2 separate regions of the Homo sapiens genome follow, and region 1 is linked to region 2. A link is an interaction called in ENCODE POLR2A ChIA-PET data of the cell type or tissue named here. Cell type or tissue: PC-9. All regions are shown on one strand. Links, peaks and the distances in the headings refer to the core of each region. The heading gives the core; the rest is flanking DNA. Region 1 overlaps VMP1 (vacuole membrane protein 1). Region 2 overlaps VMP1 (vacuole membrane protein 1).

Region 1 (11,486 bases), core at 2,503-7,502, 48 kb before region 2:
GAACCTGGACAGGTTAGACTAACGTACATTATTTCTGGCAAGAAGACTAATAAGGCAAAGGTATACAATTGGTATGTGAATATTATGAAGCTAGCAAGGCTATTATTACAGATAATTTGTGAAGAAAAGCAGGGGGTCTATACCAAAAACCAGTTATTTAGAGCTATAAATCTTTTATTAATCAACAGAGCTAGTAGTTCTTGCCTTCCAGTGATTTCATCACCATGAACTTTCCCTACTATCATTTCTTAACAATCAAAATAAGCCAATGCCTAAATAATTGCACAATTTCAATGCAAAACAGCAAAACAAGATTTTCTTTTTGTATGTAGCAGCTTGAAAAGTCACTGTTCTGGGTTAGACAAAAAATGTGTCACACATTTAAGAACATATGTCTTAGTCTTTCAGGCAGGAGGTCTGAGTGGGAATTCTACAAAATAAATAAAAGGCACAGACCACGGAAGAGCCCTCTTAACCACATGCATAGAAGAAACAAAGGAAAGGGTAGAGGAGGAGGAAAAAAGACATGGGAGGGAGAAACTAATTGTGCTAGAATGAACAAAGATGGAACCATCTGTAAAAGAAGTCCTTCATTGGAAAGAAGAATCTTTTTTTTTTTTTTTTTTTTTGAGACGGAGTCTCGCTCTGTTGCCCAGGCTGGAATGCAGTGGCTCAATCTGGGCTCACTGCAACCTCCGCCTCCTGGTTCACGTCATTCTCCTGCCTCAGCCTCCTGAGTAGCTGGGACTACAGGCGCCCGCCACCATGCCCAGCTAATTTTTTTGTATTTTTTTTAGTAGAGACGGGGTTTCACCGTGTTAGCCAGGATGGTCTCGATCTCCTGACCTTGTGATCCACCTGCCTCGGCCTCCCAAAGTGCTGGGATTACAGGCGTGAGCCACCGCACCCGGCCAGAAAGAAGAATCTTAAGACAGATTCAGTTATTAAATATTGAGTGCCTACTATCTCCTGGATGCTATTCTAGGCATTATAATACATCAGTGAACCAACAGACAAAAATCTCTGCCCTCCTGGGAGTTTATAATACTGTGTGTGTGCTGGTGAGTGTGAAGGTAGAGAGATAAAGAACAGTGATGTATTTTAAGGGTACAATAAGTAAGTTAAATGGTACATGAAATAACATGAATGAGTATGTTGCTTTTCTTAATTATTTGGGACAAAGGTAATGTCTCTAAGGATACTACTTCTTAAAAAATTTTTTCTAAAAAGATACTCTTCTCATGCCTTTTCCTATCTAAGGATACTTCTACAGACAGAGTACTTGACTCTGTGCAGTGGAAGGGGAAATCTGATCTAACATTATAGGTAGATTGATTTGAATCTTTTAGGGGAAGGTTAAGAGGAAGACATCAATAAAAATAGCAATATTTATTAAAGAAGGTTGTCTAATTTTAAGCTGAGGAAAAAGGGAAGAAAGAAAAGCAGACAAGGAGACAGGTTTACTATTAGGGTAGAAAAAAATCGGTGTGTGTGTGGCTTTCCCACTATTATTTCAGAATGGTTAAAATGTTTATATTACTAATATTGTTTACCCACAGAATGAGAAATGTTTGTTACCCTAAGCTACATCTGGATGTACATCAAGTGACATGCCTTTACAAAGCATGTCACTATGATACGATGGAACACAGCAAACATATCCCACGGTCTTAGTTTAGTGAAGGAACTCAGATTCTTTCCTTTCAGAAACATAAATGGATTTTAGCTTTCTTTTTCTTTTTTGCTTCCACATAGATACAGGGAAAGAGCTTTATCTTTACAGAGCTTGGTTGGATTCTAGGGCCTTAGGCAAGTATTTTACCTTCTCTAACACAGTTCCCTCATCTATGAAATGTGGTTAATAACAACCTCTCAAGATTGTCTGCCATGAGATAACTACTGCAAATTACCTTGCACAGGTCCTGATCAATAGCAGGCATTAAACAATTCAGTTTCCTTAATCATATCAATACATTAAAGTTAAGAAGGCAATGCAAAAGAATGGAAAGAACACTGAACTTGAAGTCAAAAGACTTGGGTTCAAATTCCAGCTGTTACTTACTCTCTTAAGCAACTATTACTTATTAACCTCCCTACCTCTGAGAATTACAAAATGGGTATAGTAATTCCTCTATCCCAGGATTATAAGAATTAAATCATATAGATAAGTGCTTTAAAGTGTGAAGTTCCATAAAAAAATCACTCATCGGCCAGGCGCAGTGGATCATGCCTGTAATCCCAGCACTTTGGGAGGCCAAGGCGGGCAGATCATGAGGTCAGGAGTTCGAGACCAGCCTGGCCAATATGGTGAACCCTATCTCTACTAAAAATACAGAATTAGCTGGGTGTGGTGGCATGCGCCTGTAGTCCCACTTACTCTGGAGGCTGAAACAAAAGAATCGTTTGAACCTGGGAGGCGGAGGTTGCAGTGAGCTGAAATCACGCCACCACACTCTAGCCTGGGTGACAGAGAGAGACTCCATCTCAAAAATCAATCAATCAATCAATCATCATAAATTGAAAAAATCTGAGTATGTTTAAATATATACTAGTTTTAAATCTTTCTGAAATGAAAGGTCTGATAAGTTGCATATCTTACCACTACAGATAGGGTACTTATGGCATAATACGTTTTACTATAATTTATAGAAAGGCACTGCATTCAAGAGGTATAAAGCAGGACACATAAAACTTATGGATTACTAGAGAAGTTCTTGTTATGAAATAAAATAATCTGTTATTTTTCCTTAGGTATTAAGGACTGCAAGAAGCTAAATGACAGCTCTCTTCTAGAAACAACTCTAAAGATTAAAGAAAAACCTATTTTCAGATACATTGAAAATAATTTATTATTCACCATATTTTATTATTTGAAAAAATCCTGTATGGTATTAAATCTTTTTTTTTTTTTTTGAGACAAACTCTTGTTGCCCAGGCTGGAGTGCAATGGCACGATCTCGGCTCACCGCAACCTCCACCTCTCAGGTTCAAGTGATTCTCCTGCCTCAGGCTCCTGAGTAGCTGGGATTACAGGCATGCGCCACCACGCTCGGCTAATTTTGTATTTTTAGTAGAGACAGGGTTTCTCCATGTTGGTCAGGCTGGTCTGGAACTTCCGACCTCAGGTGATCCACCCGCCTCGGCCTCCCAAAGTGCTGGGATTACAGGTGTGAGCCACCGCATCTGGCCAGTATTAAATCTTAACCATAGTAACTAGCACTGTAATATTAAAAAACCTGTGTTCGTTGATTGAACAAAATACTTAATTTAAATGGGAGGAAATATATTCTTTGAAGTAGGAAAAACATCATGAAATTCTGAGTGATTATGGCAGGAAAATAGAGGACAGACGCAATAAACTTGACCCAAATGCCAAAATCTAAGATTATAAACTGGATAAGTAGAAGCAGCCGAAGTTTTCCTGTTTCATTCTTCCCTTCTAAGAACTGGAAGTAGAGAGGTATTAACATAGAAACTTTGGGGATAGACACACTTGTAATTATCATGGAATCATACAAGGGCAGAGAACTTCACTGTTCTTTCCTTTCTTTTTTTGAGACAGAGTCTTGCTCTGTTGCCAGGCTGGAGTGCAGTGGCGTGATCTTGGCTCACTGCAACCTCCACCTCCCAGGTTCAAGAGACTCTCCTGCGTCAGCCTCCCAAGTAGCTGGGATTACAAGCGTGCGCCACCACGCCCAGCTAATTTTTGCGTTTTCAGTAGAGACAGGGTTTCACCATGTTGGCCAGGATGGTCTCGATCTCCTGACCTCATGATCTGCCCACTTCAGCCTCCCAAAGTGCTGGGATTACAGGCGTGAGCCACCACGCTTGGTTGTTCTTTCCTTTCTTTTGGTTAATAACGTTCTTTGTTACAAACCATACTGATATAAAACAAATTCTTTCCAGGTTAATTTTTATTTTATTCTATTGAGATCTGCCCTTAGAAGGAAGTAATTCATATCACAGTTCTAGAAGCACATATCCATTTTCCCTTCGTTTAAATTGTTAACCTTTTCTCTCCTCTCTATTCATATATGTGTGCACACACACATACACATGCACACACCCTCCATCCTAAAGATTTTGTTAAGAGTGGCTTTGAGGACTAGCAGATTCTCACTTCTCTGACCACAACCCACATCTCCTCGCCTCTTCAGAGACCCTCTTCTTCCCCATTCTCCTCCCACACTAACATCTGGCTGTTTTTCGGTAAAGGATATTGGTAACATGGGAGGAACTGCTTTACACACTCTATATATATAGAGTATGTGAAAGAAAGTAAGAATTAGTGAATGGCAATATTCTCTCAGCTTGTGGTTGGTAAAACAAAACAAAACAAACAAAAAACTACATTTTTTGGGCTGTGTATATAAAAATGATGTGCATCTTTCTGCACACAAACACTATTTTTGTTTGGTGAAAGTCCTGGATAAATAGTTAAACAGGACAAAAAATAAAGAAAGAAAGAGAGAAAGGAAGGAAAGAAGGAAGAAAGGGAAGGAGGGAGGAAGAAAGAAGAAAAGAAAGAAAACAAGGAGATCACTAATTCCAAATGACATTCTATGTGGTATTACCTAAGTAAGCTACCAACCAAAAAAGCAGAAAGAATAACTAAATAATTCACTTAGGAATGAGCATGTTTCATTGTCTTGTAATGGGTTCATCATCATTAGGCAGTGAATCAGGGGGTATAATTACCTGGATATGCATTTTTATTATTGCTTTTCCAATTAGGGTTGCACCAAAGAAGGTCCAAAAAGGTACCAGAAAGTGTCCACACGTTATTCCAGCCAGATCAAATAAAGGATTTGGAATCTATAGAGAGAAAAAGAAGGACTTCCATATTATAATCCAAAGAACAATTTAATTTTATCACCCATTGATATGTGGTATTCTGCTTTCAGCCTGCTTACACTGCAAAGCAATATATGGGTTCCTTGATCACTACTGGATTGTTCAAAAGGAGGTTAGGCAAACATCCTAATGTGTCTAGAAGCTGGGTCTCATATTCACCTTAGGTGTTCAATCTGCTCACAGCAAACCAAGGTGTCCTTTTGCTTATATTACTCATGGCTAAGGCACTGTGTGTGTGTTTGTGTGTGTGCCCATCACATGAGAACTGGATAAAGTAAGTGGACCTGCAGGAATTTAATCCCGTTCAGTTGATTCCTGGATATTTGGTGGCTGTTTTCTAAGGTGAGGTATGAGTGAAGAAAGAGCCTTAAGATTGTTTCAGCAGTTAGGGTTCTAAAATCTTTAGCTTGAAATGTGAATATTATCTGGAAAGCACTCATATCATTAGCAAATATTTTAATAAATTCTCAAATACATTTATGGGTGGATGTGCTGTTATTCTCAACATAAAATATTAATAATTTGTATTTTATTTTACGAGAGACCAAGTCTGAGGGCTATGTGACACAATTTATAAAGAAGATCAAGTGTGGAAATATGAGATCACACAGATTCAGATGTTTTGAATACTCAGTCCCAGACAAAGAAGTAATTCACAACAAATACCTTTCCCAAACATTCCCACATTTTAAGAATGCTAAAAGACATTTCATGTAAAAATGCAAAGAAGCCACAAGCTGTTTTTGAGCACTTCATCCCTTCTTCTCCTATGAAAGTACTCTGACCTTGTGGCTGTTGGCTGAACCATTAATAAGCCAATTAATTTATATAATTTCATTTTTGAACTTTGAAAGAAAAGCCTAGTTATTTAAAAAATACTTGTCACATATGATCTTTAAAAAAGACATGACTAAATTAGAATTCAAGTATTCCTTTGTTAGTAACACTTGGATTCAATGACTCATTTTTGTTTTTCTCATCCAAATTCAAATGCTTTAGGATTATTTCATCTCTTACAACCATATAATAATATCATTTACACAGCATCACACCTGCTATTTGTTATATTTGCTCATGTGACTCTCATAATTCTATGAGTTATAACTTTTTTTTCCTTTATCATAAGGTTCCAACTCATGTTGAAATGAAAATGAATTTAAAGTATTTAAGATATGTAGGCTGGGCGCAGTGTCTTATGCCTATAATCCCAGCACTTTGGGAGGCCGAGGTGGGTAGATCACTTGAGGTCAGGAGTTCGAGACCAGCCTGGCCAACATGGTGAAACCTTGTCTCTACTAAAAATACAAAAATTAGCTGGGTGTAGTGGTGCATGATTGTAATCCCAGCTACTGGGTAGCCTGAGGCAGGAGAATCGCTTGAACCTGGGAGGTGGAGGTTGCCGTGAGCCAAGATCTCGCCACTGCACTCCAGCCTGGGTGACAGAGGGAGACTCTGTCTCAAAAAAAGAAAAACAAACACAAAAAAAGGATTTAAGATACGTAAATCAGAGTAGCCCTGAGCTAACATCGCTTTAAACAGGTTTTATATAAATTCTTCCTTGTAACTAATACTTGAAACTTTGGAAAAAGACTTCTTATCTATAAATTTGAGGAAAGAATGAAGTCATCCTTATTTGGTTAAATGTAGTTTAATTTGGTTAAATGTAGTATATTCTTCATTGGAAGAATGGATTTTGTCTCTTTTATTCTTACTGATTTAAGCCATTTAGGTCTGAAGTCATCACTACATGATGAAATACTTAAAAGCCAATAAACAAGATGTGAACCTATTCAACAGAAAACAGCTCATTTAATAAGTTGAATTGGGCTGGGTGCAGTAGCTCACACCTGTAATCCCAGTACTTTGGGAGGCCGAGGCGGGCGGATCACGAGGTCAGGAGATCGAGACCATCCCGGCTAAAACGGTGAAACCCCGTCTCTACTAAAAATACAAAAAATTAGCCGGGCGTAGTGGCGGGCGCCTGTAGTCCCAGCTACTTGGGAGGCTGAGGCAGGAGAATGGCGTGAACCCGGGAGGCGGAGCTTGCAGTGAGCCGAGATCCCGCCACTGCACTACCGCCTGGGCGACAGAGCGAGACTCCGTCTCAAAAAAAAAAAAAAAAAAAAAAAAAAAAAAAAAAAAAAAATTAGCTGGGTGTGGTGGCAGTCGCCTGAAATCCCAGCTACTTTGGGAGGCTGAGGCAGGAGAATCGTTTGAACCCGGGAGGTGGAGGTTGCAGTGAGCCGAGATTGTGCCATTGCACTCCAGCCTGGGCCACAAAAGTGAAACTCTTGTCTCAAAAAAAAAAAAAAAAAAAAAAAAAAAAGTTGAATGGGCCAGGTGTAGTGGCTCATGCCTGTAATCCCAGCACTTTGGGAGGCCGAGGCAGGTGGATCACTTGGGCCCAGGAGTTTGAGACTAGCCTGGGCAACATGAGATCCTGCCTCTACTAAAAATATAAAAATTAGCCAGGCGTGGGGGTGCATGCCTGTAGTCCCAGCTACTAGGGAGGCTGAGACAGGAGAATTGCTTGAGCCCAGGAGATGGAGGTTGCAGTGAGCCGAGATCATGCCACTGCACTCCAGCCTGGGTGACAAGAGGGAGACTCCGTCTTAAAAAAAAAAAAAGGTGAATGATTCACAAAATTACATACCCAATAAAAGTGATAGCACTTTTGTTAATTCAGGAGTATATATGGATCAAAATATAACACTACCACTTAGTAAAAGTTCTGTTTTAATACAATTCACTTACTGAAGCACAGGCCAAAATTCCAAAAAATCCAACTTTCTGTACTAGTTTTTGAACTGCCAGTTTGGCCCGGGAGGCAAAGTCCTGTAAAAAGGCAAATTTAGAAACATTAATGAGAAGTAGGAAAAGAAGGAAAGATGGTTCTTTCTAGAGTTTATTAAAGATCTCCCAATCTGATGACACTGATTAATAAGATGAATGATGAAAAAAATTACAGTAGGTTGTTCACTGAAACACAAGTAAAATAATGATAGACTATTACATCCTTAAAGTTAAGCTCTTACCACATTTTAAGAATAAACCAAAACACTGTAAATTTAAATTTAGTATTCTCTCTGGATATTCTAGGGATTAACAAAATACTGTAAACTAACCATGAACCAATTTATTATTTTGGAAACACTGGCCTACAACATCTACCTTTTCCTTTCTTCTATAATTTGCCAGACTTCATGAATACATCTCTGCCGATCACTAGCCAGAAGATGGAAAAAACAGTTATGTGGCAATAAGTAAGCATTCATTATCCCAGAAGCAAAAGAACATCCTACATTTGCACAGCTTGTGCTAGTTTTGTAAAACATTCTCACCATGATTTTATTTGAGCCTTCGATTCTGGTATGTAGGTATAGTGGATATTATTATAACCAATCTATAGACCACAAAACTGCAGCCCAGAAAGGGTAAGTGATCAAGATCATAATGTCAGTTAGGGACAAAGATAGGACATGATTCAATATTCAGACTGTGAAATCAGTGCTTTTTACTTCACTCTGTTACCTCCTCCCATGCTGAAACATGCATTCGGCTGGCTAGTTCTTTCGGCATGTTGATGCTACAAATATTTGACTTTAATTATTTTCTGGTTTTGAAATGGCATATATTCAAATCCAAATTCCAATGAAAATAGTTCATAAGACAAAAAATGAGCTAATGTGTAAATGCTTTATTTTTTGAATGTGTGTAAATGCTTTATTAATAAGTCTTCATATCATAGAACCTCTTCCACTCTCTTTAGTCCAACTTTCTTTTTTTTTTTTTTTTTTTGAGACGGAGTTTCACTCTTGTTGCCCAGGCTGGAGTGCAATGGCGCGATCTTGGCTCACTGGAACCTCCGCCTCCTGGGTTCAAGTGATTCTCTCGCCTCAGCCTTCCCAGTAGCTGGGATCATAGGCACCTGCCACCACGCCCAGCTAATTTTGTATTTTTAGTAGAGACGAGGTTTCACCATGTTGGTCAAGCTGGTCTTGAACTCCTGACCTCAGGTGATCAGCTCGCCTCGGCCTCCCAAAGTGCCAAGATTACAGGCATGAGCCACTACACCCGGCCTTTAGTTCAACTTTCTAAAAGACAATAAAGAGAATATAGAAGGTGGACAGATCCGGCCGGGCGCGGTGGCTCAGGCCTGTAATCCCAGCACTTTGGGAGGCTGAGGCAGGCGGATCACAAGGTCAGGAGATCGAGACCATTCTGACTAACACGGTGAAACCTTGTATCTACTAAAAATACAAAAAATTAGCCGGGCGTGCTGGCAGGCGCCTGTAGTCCCAGCTACTCGGGAGGCTGAGGCAGGAGAATGGTGCAAACCCGGGAGGCAGAGTTTGCAGTGAGCTGAAATCGCACCACTGCACTCCAGCCTGGGCAACAAGAGCGAGACTCCGTCTCAAAAAAAAAAAAAAACAAAAAAACAAAAAAGAAGCTGGACAGATCTATCATAGAGAGGAGAAACAAAGTTTAAAGCCAGAAAAGCAAACTAGTTGAAAAATATAGTTCTCTAATTGGCACAGAATCTGTGTATCCCCACTTACAAAAACATTTTGACAAATAATATTGTGTAGAATAGACCTACCAAATTACCACAGTAGTTAATACTGAAATTAAAGCAAAGAAACAAAAAACCTAACTCTACTTGTTGAAGATGATGAGAAAGTCAAAGAAACCAAACCAATAAACTATATTAAAAAAAAATATGATCAGTCAATATAAACACTTTCAAGTCCAAATACATAGGCTCTCAAAGTTAATCATTAGCTAAACTCTACAACAAAATTTAGCAATTTTATAATTTATTTCCAAAGAGATAATTATTAATTTTTCTTTTTGGGATTAGACTTACTTTTTCACTAAATCAGTTATATCAGATTTAATTTTTTTTTTTTTTTTTGAGACAAACTTTCACTCTTGTTGCCTAGGTTGGAGTGCAATGGTATGATCTTGGCTCACTGCAAACTCTGCCTCCCGGGTTCAAGCGATTCTCTTGTCTCAGCCTCCTGAGCAGCTGGGATTACAGGCGCCCGCCATCATGCCTGGCTAATTTTTGTATTTTTAATAGAGAGGGGGTTTCATCATATTGTCAGGCTGGTCTCGAACTCCTGACCTCCCACCTCGGCCTCCCAAAGTGCTAGGATTACAGGCATTGAGCCACCACCCCAGGCCTCAGATTTAATATTTTTAAACAACTGAACTACTGCAGCAAAGGGTATTTTCTATTTTTATTTAGATTTCTAGCTGAAGGTTAATTTTTTTCTTAGCATCTATTGCATTAAATGTGAAATACTGAGTTTTATTGATTTAAAACCATATAAGAATATATAATCAATCAGTTTTCCTATATAGCTTATTTTAAAAACAAATTACATTTCTATTTCTATTACATTTTATTATTTACTGCTCCTTTTCACTAATCCTATCCTTCTGCAAAATCCATTTATTTTTAACAATTTATACAATTAGTCCCCAAATTACTAAGTTTATAATCCATTTGAAGCACTAAATAAAAACTGGTAAAAAATGTTTTAATTGTCTAAAGTATCAACAGATACTATTAAATTAAAAACTAGTTATGAAATTTTAATTACTATAGCACAAGAATTAAATATATAAAATCAGGAAAATGCCTTCCTTTACAGCCCTTAAAATTTTCATAGCAAATCCACTTTTAAGAGAGGGAAGATTGTATTCAATTGCCAAGAAAAGGTAAAGTAAACAACAAAAAAAGCATACAAATTTTATTTTAAAGACAGCACAATTTTTATAAGTTTTCCAAGTCAGATATATGTGGGAATATTTTTCTATCAGCATTAATGTCACCTTTAATAGACACAATTATAGAAAATTAGTTTTTCTACATTAAATGGTATAGACAAGATCAACAAGTATTGTATTTAGAAGGTCTGGTGTCCTGCTTTCTTTTATATTAATTTCCTTTTTTTTTTTTTGCTTTTATTTTGAGTTTGCCAAAGAGCATTATCTTAATTTTAAGGCTTTAGAATTTTCTATTTATTTAAACCAAGTGACTAAGATTGTGCCATCATTTCAAACTGATGGCATTTTTCTACTCTATAGAATCACATATACACATACAAACTTAAATAGGAAAAGAGGTATAATTATACCAACTGGTTTATATAAAGAAAAAAATGATTAAACATTATGCAGATCACCTAACAATATCAAACATACTTAAGACTACAGAAGAACCAGAAAACATGGTTTAAAAAACATCCTGAAAAGAGGTCAAAACACAGTGATCATTACTAACAAAGAGGAATAACACGTAAGGAGCCATTTTTCCCTTTTAGGGAAGAGTATCTTTGCTTAACGGCAATTAGGCAAGAACGAAAAACAGACTTCTCGTTCTTTCAGATGCCTGGGTGCTCCTCATTAGTTATCCTTAAGGGAGCTTCAACAATCTTTTTTTTGAGCACAAAGAGTTAATCTATCCGAACACGTGAAGCTGAAACCTCCTTTTACCTTTTTTAATTTTTAAATTTGAAGCTGGCATGTATTATAAGGAAAACAAGTAAAGTGCCTTTTTAATGGAGAGCTTTACTTTTTAAAAAGAGTGAAAGTCATCTACTGAAAAAGGATTTCACAAATTT
Region 2 (11,486 bases), core at 4,147-9,146:
TAAACTATTAGTTAATACTAGCTGAACTTGAGTGAGAGTATATTAAATTCATTTTATAATTCTCTGCACCTTTGGAAAATCTTCCATAGAAAAAAGTAGGACAGAAAGTGTAACATCTTACTCAAAACATGAACTTCTCCTAAGTTCAAATGTTAAGTCAAATGTTCAACAGTTCTTAAAGCAATCATGTGATTGAAGCTCATGACAAATTTCCTAAAAGTTAAGAAGGAAGTAACATAATGGACTGAAATGAAATCAAGGGCTGTATACTGTCTTATACGTAGTTGACTATATTTACTGTTATATTTTAGTTTAATTCTCCTAGTGTTTTCCCATATTAGCAAGAAACAATGGGAATCATGAGTCAGTACTCTCTTATTATGCAAATAAATAACAAGGGAATTTAGTCATCCAGGCAGGTGTCCCAAAACACATTATACCCTAGACACAGACATTTATTTATCTCAAATTAGATACTGAAGTCTCATCATTTCATAATCCTTACAATTTTATGATTCTCTATAAAATTCAAATATATATTTGTATAAGATACAAAATTCTTTACATTTGTTTATATTCAAAACAAAACATAAATTGTGGAACACTGAAAACTGTCAGCCTAAGTTTAATTAAGGAGAGAGAATGACTGGCTTCCTTACTGCAAAATAAGTGGTATGTACAGTCAAGCAATAATTCAGAAAGCTCTCCTCCAAACCATCTACTACATACAAATTTATTACCCTTAAATCCTTCTTAAACTAGAGAAGAGTTTAATATGCACAAAATATGCAAACCAACTGATAACACAGCATCTTCTTGGAGTGCTAATTTTATTCAAAGATTCATTCAAAGATTTATTCAAAGACAAAAATTCTGAATTTGTACTTTTAAAAAGTTTTGTCAGGTGAGGTAGGGAAAAAACATTTTGTCAAGTGAACTCACAAGCAAATCTGCAGCAAGGTGCTTTTATATTAAGAAATGTAAGTTTAATGATAAAAATCTGGAGAGCAGGAATTAAAAAAATCTATCTTTTTCACCAAGAAACCCTGTCTCTACTAAAAATACAAAAAAATTAGCTGGGCATGGTGGCGCATGCCTGTAATCCTAGCTACTCAGGAGGCTGAGTCAGAATCACTTGAACCTGGGAGGCGGAGGTTGCAGTGAGTGAGATTGTGCCATTGCACTCCACCCTGGGCAACAAGAGCGAAACTCTGTCTTTAAAAAAAAAAAAAAAAAGTTTTCATTTTATTTATTTATTTATATTTTTTTGGAGACAGAGTCTCACCCTGTTGCCCAGGCTGAAGTGCAGTGGCACAATCTTGGCTCACTGCAACCTCTGCCTCCCGGGTTCAAGCAATTCTCCCACCTCAGCGTCCTGAGTAGCTGGGATTACAGACCTGCGCCACTACACCCGGATAATTTTTGTATTTTTGGTAGAGATGAACTTTCACCACGTTGGCCAGGCTGGTCTTGAACACCTGACCTCAAGTGAGCCGCCTGCCTCAGGCTCCCAAGTAGCTGGGACTACAGGGGCCTGTCATCATGCCCAGCTAATTTTTTTTTTGTATTTTTAGTACAGACAGCATTTCACTATCTTGGCCAGGCTGGTCTTGAACTTCTGACCTCATGCTCTGCCTGCCTTGGCCTCCCAAAGTGCTGAGATTACAGGCGTGAGCCACCGCGCCCGGTGAATTAATTCTTATATATGGTGTAAGGTAAGGGTCCAACTTCATTCTTTTGCATGTGGATATTCAGTTTTTACAGCATCCCCCTTGTTTTTTTTTCTTTGAGATGGAGAGTTGCTCTGTCGCCCAGGCTGGAGTGCAATGGTGTGATCTCAGCTCACTGCAACCTCCACCTCCTGGGTTCAAGCGATTCTCCTGCCTCAGCATCCCGAGTAGCAGTGACTACAGGCACCCACCACCATGCCCAGCTAAGTTTTATATTTTCAGTAGAGATGGGGTTTCACCATGTTGGTCCGGCTGGTCTCGAACTCCTGACCTCAGGTGATCCACCTGCCTTGGCCTCCCAAAGTGCTGGGATTACAGGTGTGAGCCACTACACCCAGTCCCCAGCACCATTTGTTGAAGACTGTCCTTGTAAATGTTGAGAACAATATTAACAAATTTAAACATAACTTAGTGTGTGCTGTATTTTTAATATAACGAGACAGTTACAAAGAAGGAAAGAAGAGCAAACATTTGACCTATTAATCAGTATTTATTGACATTCCTATACTACATGGAAAACTTTTTCAAAAAAATTAATTAATTTTTTTTTTGAGATGGAGTCTCGCTGTGTTGCACAGGCTGAAGTGCAGAGGTGCAATCTTGGCTCACTGCAACCTCTGCCTCCCGGGTTGAAGTGATTCTCCTACCTCAGCCTCCCAAGTCACTGAGAATACAGGTGTGAGCCACCATGCCCAGCTAATTTTTTGTATTTTTAGTAGAGATGGGGTTTCACCATGTTGGCCAGGCTGGTCTCAAATCCACCTACCTCGGCCTCCCATAGTGCTAGGATTATAGGAGTGAGCCACCATGCCCAGCCCTATGTGCAAAACTTAATGCTGATTACTATGATGCTAATACTTTTAAGGTATATTTAATATTTTTTAGGATCCTAAATATTATTTGGGGAAGAAAGCCACCATACCAGCCAAATTAACTAATTTAAAGCATGTGTAAAGCCAGGCCTAATAAGCACTACAGACAATATATACTACAGAAATTTGGAGGAGGCAGTTATCACAGCCAGCCGAGATAGTGGTTTTCATTTGTTGGCCTTAAGGTTAATCCAGCAATGTAAATAATTTTTGAAGAACAAAAGTATAATATTAAGAAAAAAAGACAAATTTACATACAAAGTCCCTTTTCTAGCATGTTCCAAGTATCTTCTGTTATTCTAACATTTTTTTCATCAAAAGACTAATGTCATCAAATTTATAAAGCATATGCAACTAGTATAATAAATTTGTTTCCAGTGTTTATAAAAGAGCAACAGGAAACATGACAATTTTTCCTGTCTTTCATATTCAACAAATTCAACATGATGGTATTTCCTTTATAATTCTTTTAAAGCAGAACACAATTGCTAACACTTAACTGTGTTTCAAAACTCTGCTTCTCCTGAGGGTATGGTATTCATGCTCATTTTAATGAGTTAAGATTTGTAAGTGATCTGTTCCATAATCTTTAATTTCCTAAGAAATTGTTAGTGGGAAAAAATTACAGGAACATAACAAATCCCAATGAGTTAAAAAAAAAAAAACCTCAAATGGTAAAAGAAATCTTTAACCCATGAATTATTCCTACGGATGCCTGAATAAATTTAGGCATACAGGGCTGGGTGAGGTGGCTCACGCCTGGTGGATCACCTGAAGTCAGGAGTTCGAGACCAGCCTGCCCAACATGGAGAAATCCCGTCTCTACTAAAAATACAAAAAAATCAGCCGAGCGTGGTGGCGGGTGCCTGTAATCCCAGCTACTGGGGAGGCTGAGGCAGGAGAATTGCTTGAACCTGGGAGACAGAGGTTGCAGTGAGCCGAGATTGCGCTACCACACTTTAGCCCGGGCGACAGAGCAAGACTGTCTCAAAAAAAAAGCAAAAAAAAAAATTTAGGCACACAAAAAAAATTGTGTGGATTAGAATCCATCTGCCACTTAACATGCTGTCCAAAGAATTTTGTAAAATAAACTTAAGCAAACCACAAAAAGAATAACTGGAACAACTGAAAGTAAAATTGCCATATACGATCATACAGCCTGATACGTTCACTATAATAAGGCTTGGTTTATATTAAGAAATGTCTGACCTTACTTTAGTTAGCATTATAATAACTCAGAAAATGAAATGAGTTCTCTAAGAACATAATATTTTCTTGTTGTTGTTGAGATGTAGTCTCGCTCTGTAGCCCAGGCTGGAGAGCGGTGGCGGGTCTCGGTTCACTGCAACCCCTACTTCCTGGGTTCAAGCAATTCTCATGCCTCAGCATCCCCAGTAGCTGAGATGACAGGTATGCGCCACCACGCCCGGCTAATCTGTGTATTTTTAGTAGAGGCAGGGTTTCACCATGTTGACCAGGCTGATCTCGAACTCCTGGCCTCAAGTGATCTGCCTGCCTTGGCCGCCCAAAGTGCTGAGATTACAGGGATGGCCACCAGGCCCAGCCAGAGCACAGTATTTTAATCTAAAAGTAAGACATACGGGAGGATCACTTGAGCCCAGGAGGTTGAAGCTGCAATGAGCCGAGATGGCGCCATTGCACTCCAGCCTGGGCAACAGAGCAAGGCCCTGTCTCAGTAAATAAATATATAAATAAATAAATGCATACATACATATACACACACACAATTTTTATTTGCCAAATAAATAAAAGTAAAATTTTAAATTAAAAAAAGTAAGACATATGACATTTACCAATCTAATATTTATATATAACTATATATTACCAATCTAATATTTATATATATTTTATATAACTCTTAGATAAATTCTAAAAGTTTATCAGGTATAGAAATACTAGAACAAATTTTATAATGTAGTATACAGTTGACCCTTGAACAACATGGATTTGAACTGTGCCAGTACAAGTGATAATGGGTGTGCCTCTCATGGCTCCCCATCTACCTCCTCCACCTCCTTTGCCTGTGCCACCCCTAAGACAGCAAGACCAACCCCTTCTTTCCCTCCGCCTCCTCCTCAGCCTCAGCCTCTTCAACATGAAAATGGAGTGGAAATGATGATCCGTTTCCACTTAATTAATAATAAATATATTTCCTTTCCCTTATAATTTTCTTTGTAATATGGTATACAATACTGTATTAACACATACAAAATATGTGTTAATCTACTATTTATCATTAAGGCTTCCGTTCAACAGTAGGCTATTAGCAGTTAAGTTTTTGGGGAGTCAAAAGTTATATGTGGATTTCCTACTGCACAGGGGGTTGGCACCCCTAACCCACACATGGTTCAAGGCTCAACTGTGGTTCCATCATCTGTACTCCCTTGCCCTGCTGGAGTCTACTTGGCCTCAGTTGCTTTGTGATACATATGGTTCATGCCTTTCTTCTCAATGCCATTCATGAATAGGAGATGCTCTAAAAGGTTTCTTTTGCCTTGGAAGTAGGTAGCTGGTTACTGACTGAATCATTTACTGACAAGGAATATGTTTAGATTCCATTTCAATAAGGTACACACACTATCAAGATGGTGAGGTTAGTTTTAAACAAATATGAAAATGCATATCTTACCCACATGCAGGCTTCAATCCTAACTTTTGAGATGATACTCCACAAAGAAATGGTTCCTTCAGTGCCCTCTTCATCTGGACAAATAATCTGATCAGGATAGGGTGGTTCGGGAAAATTAACTGAATTGCATTCATAAGCAGCTAATGTAACTGAGGCTATATGTGGACCCTATAAAACAAATACAAGAAACTTCTGATAAGAACTATTAAAAAATTATCAATACACATTATTTTAAAAATATATTAATTACTGTGTAAGAAAAATCTTAGCTTTCAAAGAACAAAAATAATTCTAAATAATTTCAAGATGCAGTTAGTAATATGAAGAAAATAATCCTTCCCAGAATCTCTTCCTGGTTGACTTAAAAAAAAATCAGATTTATTGAGGTAAAATTTACACATAATGAGTCACTTATTTGAGGTCTACATTTCAATTAGCTTTGACGAACATATTCAGCCATATAACCACACCAATCAAGATACAGAACATTTCCATTACTGCAAAAATGATCCCTTGGCCAGGCACAGCAGCTCATGCCTGTATTCCCACCACTTTGGGCGGCTGAGCCAGGATGACTGCTTGAAGCCAGGAGTTCAAGACCAGCCTGGGCTACAAAGCAAGACCTCATCTCTACAAAAATTTAAAAAATTAGCCATGCATTGTGGCATGTGCCTGTAGTCCCAGCTACTCAGGAGGTAGGAGGCATTGCTTGAGCCCAGGTGTTGGAGGCTGTAGTGGGCTATGATTGTGCCACTGCACTCCAGTCTGGACAACGGAACAAGGCCCCATCCCTTATAAAAAAAAATCCCTTGTGTTCCTCTGTGGCCAATTCCCTCCCTCAAGTCCTAGTCCCCGGCAACCACTGATCTAATTCCTTGCTTGACTTTTATTTTATTTATCTATATTTCTCATTTGTTAGATAATTCCTTTTATTAAAAAAAACTTCCTGAGCCACTGTTCTTTTAGGCACAATTTGAGAATATCACTTTACGTCCTTACTTAAAAACAGCTGGTGATCTACCACCTCATGTAACCTTTCCCAGTGAGATCATAAAGCAAAAATGTAACTGTGAAACCAGTATCAATGAGTTTTACACAATGGTTCCTAAAAGCACAAGATGAGGTGTCTGCATACTAGGGAGTTGGTTAAAATATAAATTCCTGGGTCCCTTAAGCATAGGTTGATAGATGTCCTCTAGCATACAGTAACTAGCAGCCATCAGCTATTATGAAGATAAATACTTTATTTGTAGAATAAAATTATTTACATATATATACACGAGATTTTATTACTAATTATATTGTGCAAGTATTTCTGAATCTGAAGGTTTCTATTAAAGATTTCTCCAATGATTTTTCATAAATGAGACAGTCCCACAGAAAAGTAAGTGGGCTCTGTGTATAAGAAAGTATTTTAAGATCACTTGATGAAAGAATCTGTGGTTCAAAGTACATAAAATCTAGTGATAAAAATAAAACTAAGACATTCTACTATCAAGATAATAAAATTTTGTTTGATGTTAATATACAAAGTTGTTCACACATATGTGATATTTATCTCTAAATAGAATCGGCATTTTCTGTTAAAATAATACCTAAAAAATGAAATCCTTGGAACTGAATCAGTTAATTATTAGTTTTTTCTGGATCAAAAAAATCGATGTGAAGTTTTAGCCTTTGTTCCTCTTTTTGGGGACTTTTAATTCTTGGAAATGCAGAAATATTAAAGTATTAAAATAATTATATAAGATTTTGAAAATACTTTGACTACTTAGGTTTTTGAAAACTTATGATTAACCATGAAATCTACAATCATTTCTTTAAATGCCAGGTGCACACAAGAGATTTCACACTTGGGGGAAAAAAGAATTATTTTGTGATACTACAAAAAAACCCCAAAGTTTGTGATATTCAGAATAACTGCATAGTTTGTGAAACATTTCTCCTCATACAATTATAGCTATCAGACATAATTAAAAAAAAAAGAAGAAATCAGCTGTAACTTCCACCTTTACTATTAGAAAACACAAAAGAGACATATGAATGCCAATAAGTGAAAAAGAAGAAAATTTAAGAGTTTGTCCATGCTGTCCCCATGTTACTGTCCTCTTTGGCTACAGGTAGTCTACAGCTAAAGTTAGAAATGAATTTCAAGTGAACAAAAATAAATTGCTCTGGGAGCTAAAATAATGAGATTTCTGGGATAGATAGGAAAGAAAAAGCTATATTTGCATTCCAGAAATATAAAAAATGTATCCTAACAGATTAAACACATTATCCAATAAAATAAAAGTTCTTTATAGTTTTCATTTTTAGTTATTCTGAAAAGGGAAATTTTCAACAATCTGATTTGAGAATGTTTTTTCAAGTCTCTGATTTGAGAATTCTTTCTTCTAAAGAAGTCTGTTCATTCACTCAACTAAACTGACATATATTTTCCATAACCACACTAGTAAGTCATGATTACTCAGCCTTTGAGGCAGATGTGGTGGTTCCCAGACAAAATGAACATTAACAACTCAGTTTCTTGTCCTTTGTTCATAGTTTAAACTATATTAAGTGATAGGAAACCTCACAAGTTCTATTCAACATTTTAGCTTAATGGTTTTTAAATATAACCGATTTGAATGAAAAAATATGTTTATATGAAAAATTCAAATAAAAAAATTTTTGATTAAAAGTTTTAAAAGTTACACATAATTCAAACTACTTTTAAAGTATATTTTCTAAAAACTACAAGTCTCACTACAATGTAGCAAATATGAGTCACATTTTTAACCATACTAAACAAAGAAACAAGAGGGTAAAGACCCAAACAGCTATAGTATTAATTGAAAAGCCTAACTGGATAAAACCTGCCACAGGATATAAAATTTATATATTTACTGAGCAGCAGGTTCCAACTCTTGTGGGAGCATGGGTTAGGGATCCTGGTCTATGGCTGAAGGTTTTCTGTCTCACGGCGGATGAAGTAACGGATACTAGACTTTCATTTCTATAGCAAACAATTAGAAAACTGGACAAAATATATGGGACAATTCTTTTTAGACATTGTACTACAGGCAGTACAGGGCTTTGATTACTAAGAGAAGGGATAAAAATGAAGAAACCATACATTGACTCTGGCTTCTTGTCTGTAGACACATTCCATGCCTGCCAAAAATTCCATGGTCAAAAGAGCAAGAGCCCAAACAAAGCATGTTGCTCCTGCCGAGTTGAGAATGAGATTGGGGTTCACGAGTTCAGGATTCAAGAAGGCTGAGGCAGTCAGAATTTATGAGGCAGTATACCAGAAAAGAGAAAGCTACACAGAGAAGGAACTCTAGAAATCTGCACAGGGGTCCCCTTCAGACTCTGGCACACAAAGCTGCATTGCATGCTAAGGTGAGACCACAAGTCCAGGCAAAGAACTACAAGAACTACTGGGAAAAGAATAATTACTGGGGATTTGTAAACTGACCAATTCCCAGAGTTCACACAGGCCTGGGAAACATTTGTGATCAACCAGCTAGAGTAGAGAGACTCAGCATTCAACCCAGAAAGGTCATGCCTGGGTAGGTACGACCTTTCCTTCTGGTCCTAAGGTGAAAGCTACTCTAGTCTGACCCTAACAGGGTTTAAAACAAGTCTTAAAAAGATCAAGCTGATCCACAGGTAACTTAATTGTCCCCTTCACCCTCCCCCCACATCAATGTTCTATAGTGGAAGACAAAATCCATACAATCAACAATTTAATACTACATATCTAGCATTCAATTAAAAATTACTAGCACTCAATATAATATTACTAGATATGCGAAGCAGCAAATTATAACTCATAACCAAAAGAAATATTGCTCAATAGAAACAGACCCAGATTTGATGAAAAGTATCAATCCACAGACTTAAGAAACTGAACAAATCCAGTCAGGATCGACACAAAGAAAATAAAACACATGGGCTGGGTGCGGTGGCTCACGCCTGTAATCCCAGCACTTTGGGAGGCCAAGGTGGGTGGATCATGAGGTCAGGAGTTCGAGACTAGCCTGGCCAACATGGTGAAACCTGTCTCTACTAAAAATACAAAAAATTAGCCGGGCATGGTGGCAAGTGCCTATAATCCCAGCTACTGGGGAGGCTGGGGCAGGAGAATCGCTTGAACCCAGGAGGCAGAGGGTGCGGTGAGCTGAGATCTCAACACTGCATGCCAGCACAAAAAAGAAAAGAAAAGAAAACATATAGGCCGGGCATGGTGGCTCACGCCTGTAATCCCAGCGCTTTGGGAGGCCAAGGTGGGTGGATCATGAGGTCAGGAGATTGAGACCATCCTGGCTAACATGGTGAAACCCCATCCCTACTAAAAATACAAAAATTAGCTGGGTATGGTGGTGCGCACCTGTAATCCCAGCTACTCGGGAGGCTGAGGCAGGGGAATGGCTTGAATCCGGGAGGCGGAGATTGCAGTGAGCCGAGATTGCGCCACTGCACTCCAGCCTGACGTCAGAGCAAGATGCCATCTCAAAAAAAGAAAAAAGAAAATAGAAAATAAAACATAATCAAACTGCTAAAAATCATCACAATCATGTCATAATGAAATTGCTATAATTCAATGACAAGAGGAAAAGTCTTAAAAACAATAGAGTAGATAAAAATAAAACATCTACAGGGAAAAATAGGTCAGACTTTTCATCAGAAATAATGCAAACCACAGGACATCAGAATTACTTCTTTAAAATGTCAAAGAAAAAAATACCTGTGAATCTGGGAGCTAGGGAAAATATATTTCAAAAAAATATATTTCAAAACAGTACTGTGGATTTACGACATATGAGGAAGTAAAATATACAAGAAGTAAAATGTATGACAACTAAAGCATAAATTATAAATTATGGGAGGAGGAAATGAAGAACACTATTATAAGGTTGTTATATTTTATACAAAATGAGAAAACAATACTTCATTGTTCACCCTGTAAGTTAATGGAGCATATTGCAAACCTTAGGACAACCACTAATTTTTTTTTTCTTTTTTTTTTTTGAGAAAGGGTCCTACCCTGTTGCCCAGGCTGGAGGGCAGTAGTGTGATCACAGCTCAGTGGAGTCTTGACTGCCCAGGCTCATGAGATTCTACCTCAGCCTCCCGAGTAGCTGGGACCACAGGCATGCATCACTACACCTAGCTATACCACTAAAAATTTTAAAAGAAGTAGAACAAACAAGCAAATAAATTCAATACCAAAAAAAAAAAAAAAAAAAACACCAAAAAACAAAACAAAACAAAACAAAACAAAAAAATCCTCAGTCCAAAAGAAGGCAGAGAAAAAAGAAAAAGGAATGAAAAATTAGATATGACAAACAGTTTGAGGGTAGACTTAAACCCAATCATATTGATAACTACATTAATTGCAAATGGACCAAATGTATAAATTCAGGCAGACACTGTCACACTGGATTAGTACACGCTGTCTATAAGAAACCCACTTTAAATATTAAGAACCCAGAAAAGAAAGAGTAAAGAAATGGGAAAAGAAAAACCATTTAAAAAATCCATAAAAAAGATAAAGTAGCTAAATTGATATTAGACAAAGTAGATTTAATGACAAAGAATATTAACAGAGATTCATAGGAACAAATGATAAAAGGTCTAATTCTCAGGAAGTCAGACCAATTCTAAATGTGTATACAACCAATAACAGAGTGTGAAAATACATAAAGCAAAAACTGACAGAACACAGAAATGAACAAATCCCCAATTATAGCTAGAAATTTCTTTATTTTATTTTTTTTGAGACAGAGTCTCACTCTGTTGCCCAGGCTGGAGTGCAATGGCACGATCCTGGCTCACTGCAACCTTCGCCTCTGGGGTTCAAGCAATTCTCCTGCCTCAGCCTCCCAAGTAGCTGGGGTTACAGGCACCCGCCACCACACCCAGCTAATTTTTGTATTTTTGGTAGAGATGTGGTTTCACCATGTTGGTCAGGCTGGTTTTGAACTCCTGACCTCAGGTGATCCACCCAACTGGGACTGCTGGCGCAAGATACCACAACCAACTAATTTTGTTGTTGTTGTTGTTGAGACAGGGTCTCTCATTCCATCACCCAAACTGGAGTGCAGTGGCAAGATCTTGGCTCACTGCAGCCTCAACCTCTAGAGTTCTGGTGATCTTCCCACCTCAGCCTCCTGGGTAGCTGGGACTACAGGTGTACACCACCACGCCTGGCTAATTTTTTGTAGAGGTGGGGTTTTGCCTGTTGCC

What was found. Peaks named below come from ENCODE experiments on the same cell type or tissue, not always from the same donor. Only the 100,000 strongest peaks of a DNase experiment are listed, where the experiment ranks them.
Region 1: POLR2A ChIA-PET joins it to region 2 with 6 read pairs; 20 of 35 experiments call an interaction of 5 or more read pairs at or near these places.

Annotation. Positions count from the first base shown.
Region 1 is chr17:59,804,999-59,816,484 of GRCh38, reverse strand. VMP1 (vacuole membrane protein 1) reads right to left here. Exons shown (of 12, transcript NM_030938.5): 8 at 7,609-7,689; 9 at 4,699-4,815. Among named protein-coding and RNA genes, the nearest start is that of MIR21, 31 kb to the left of the region's middle. In PC-9, for the core only: no CTCF peak of the experiment used is centred there; DNase peaks (open chromatin) are centred at 5,074 and 5,944; H3K27ac peaks cover 2,563 bases.
Region 2 is chr17:59,758,905-59,770,390 of GRCh38, reverse strand. VMP1 (vacuole membrane protein 1) reads right to left here. Exons shown (of 12, transcript NM_030938.5): 6 at 5,253-5,420. Among named protein-coding and RNA genes, the nearest start is that of VMP1, 57 kb to the right of the region's middle. RefSeq lists an enhancer at 1,574-2,075. In PC-9, for the core only: no CTCF peak of the experiment used is centred there; a DNase peak (open chromatin) is centred at 6,350; H3K27ac peaks cover 4,085 bases.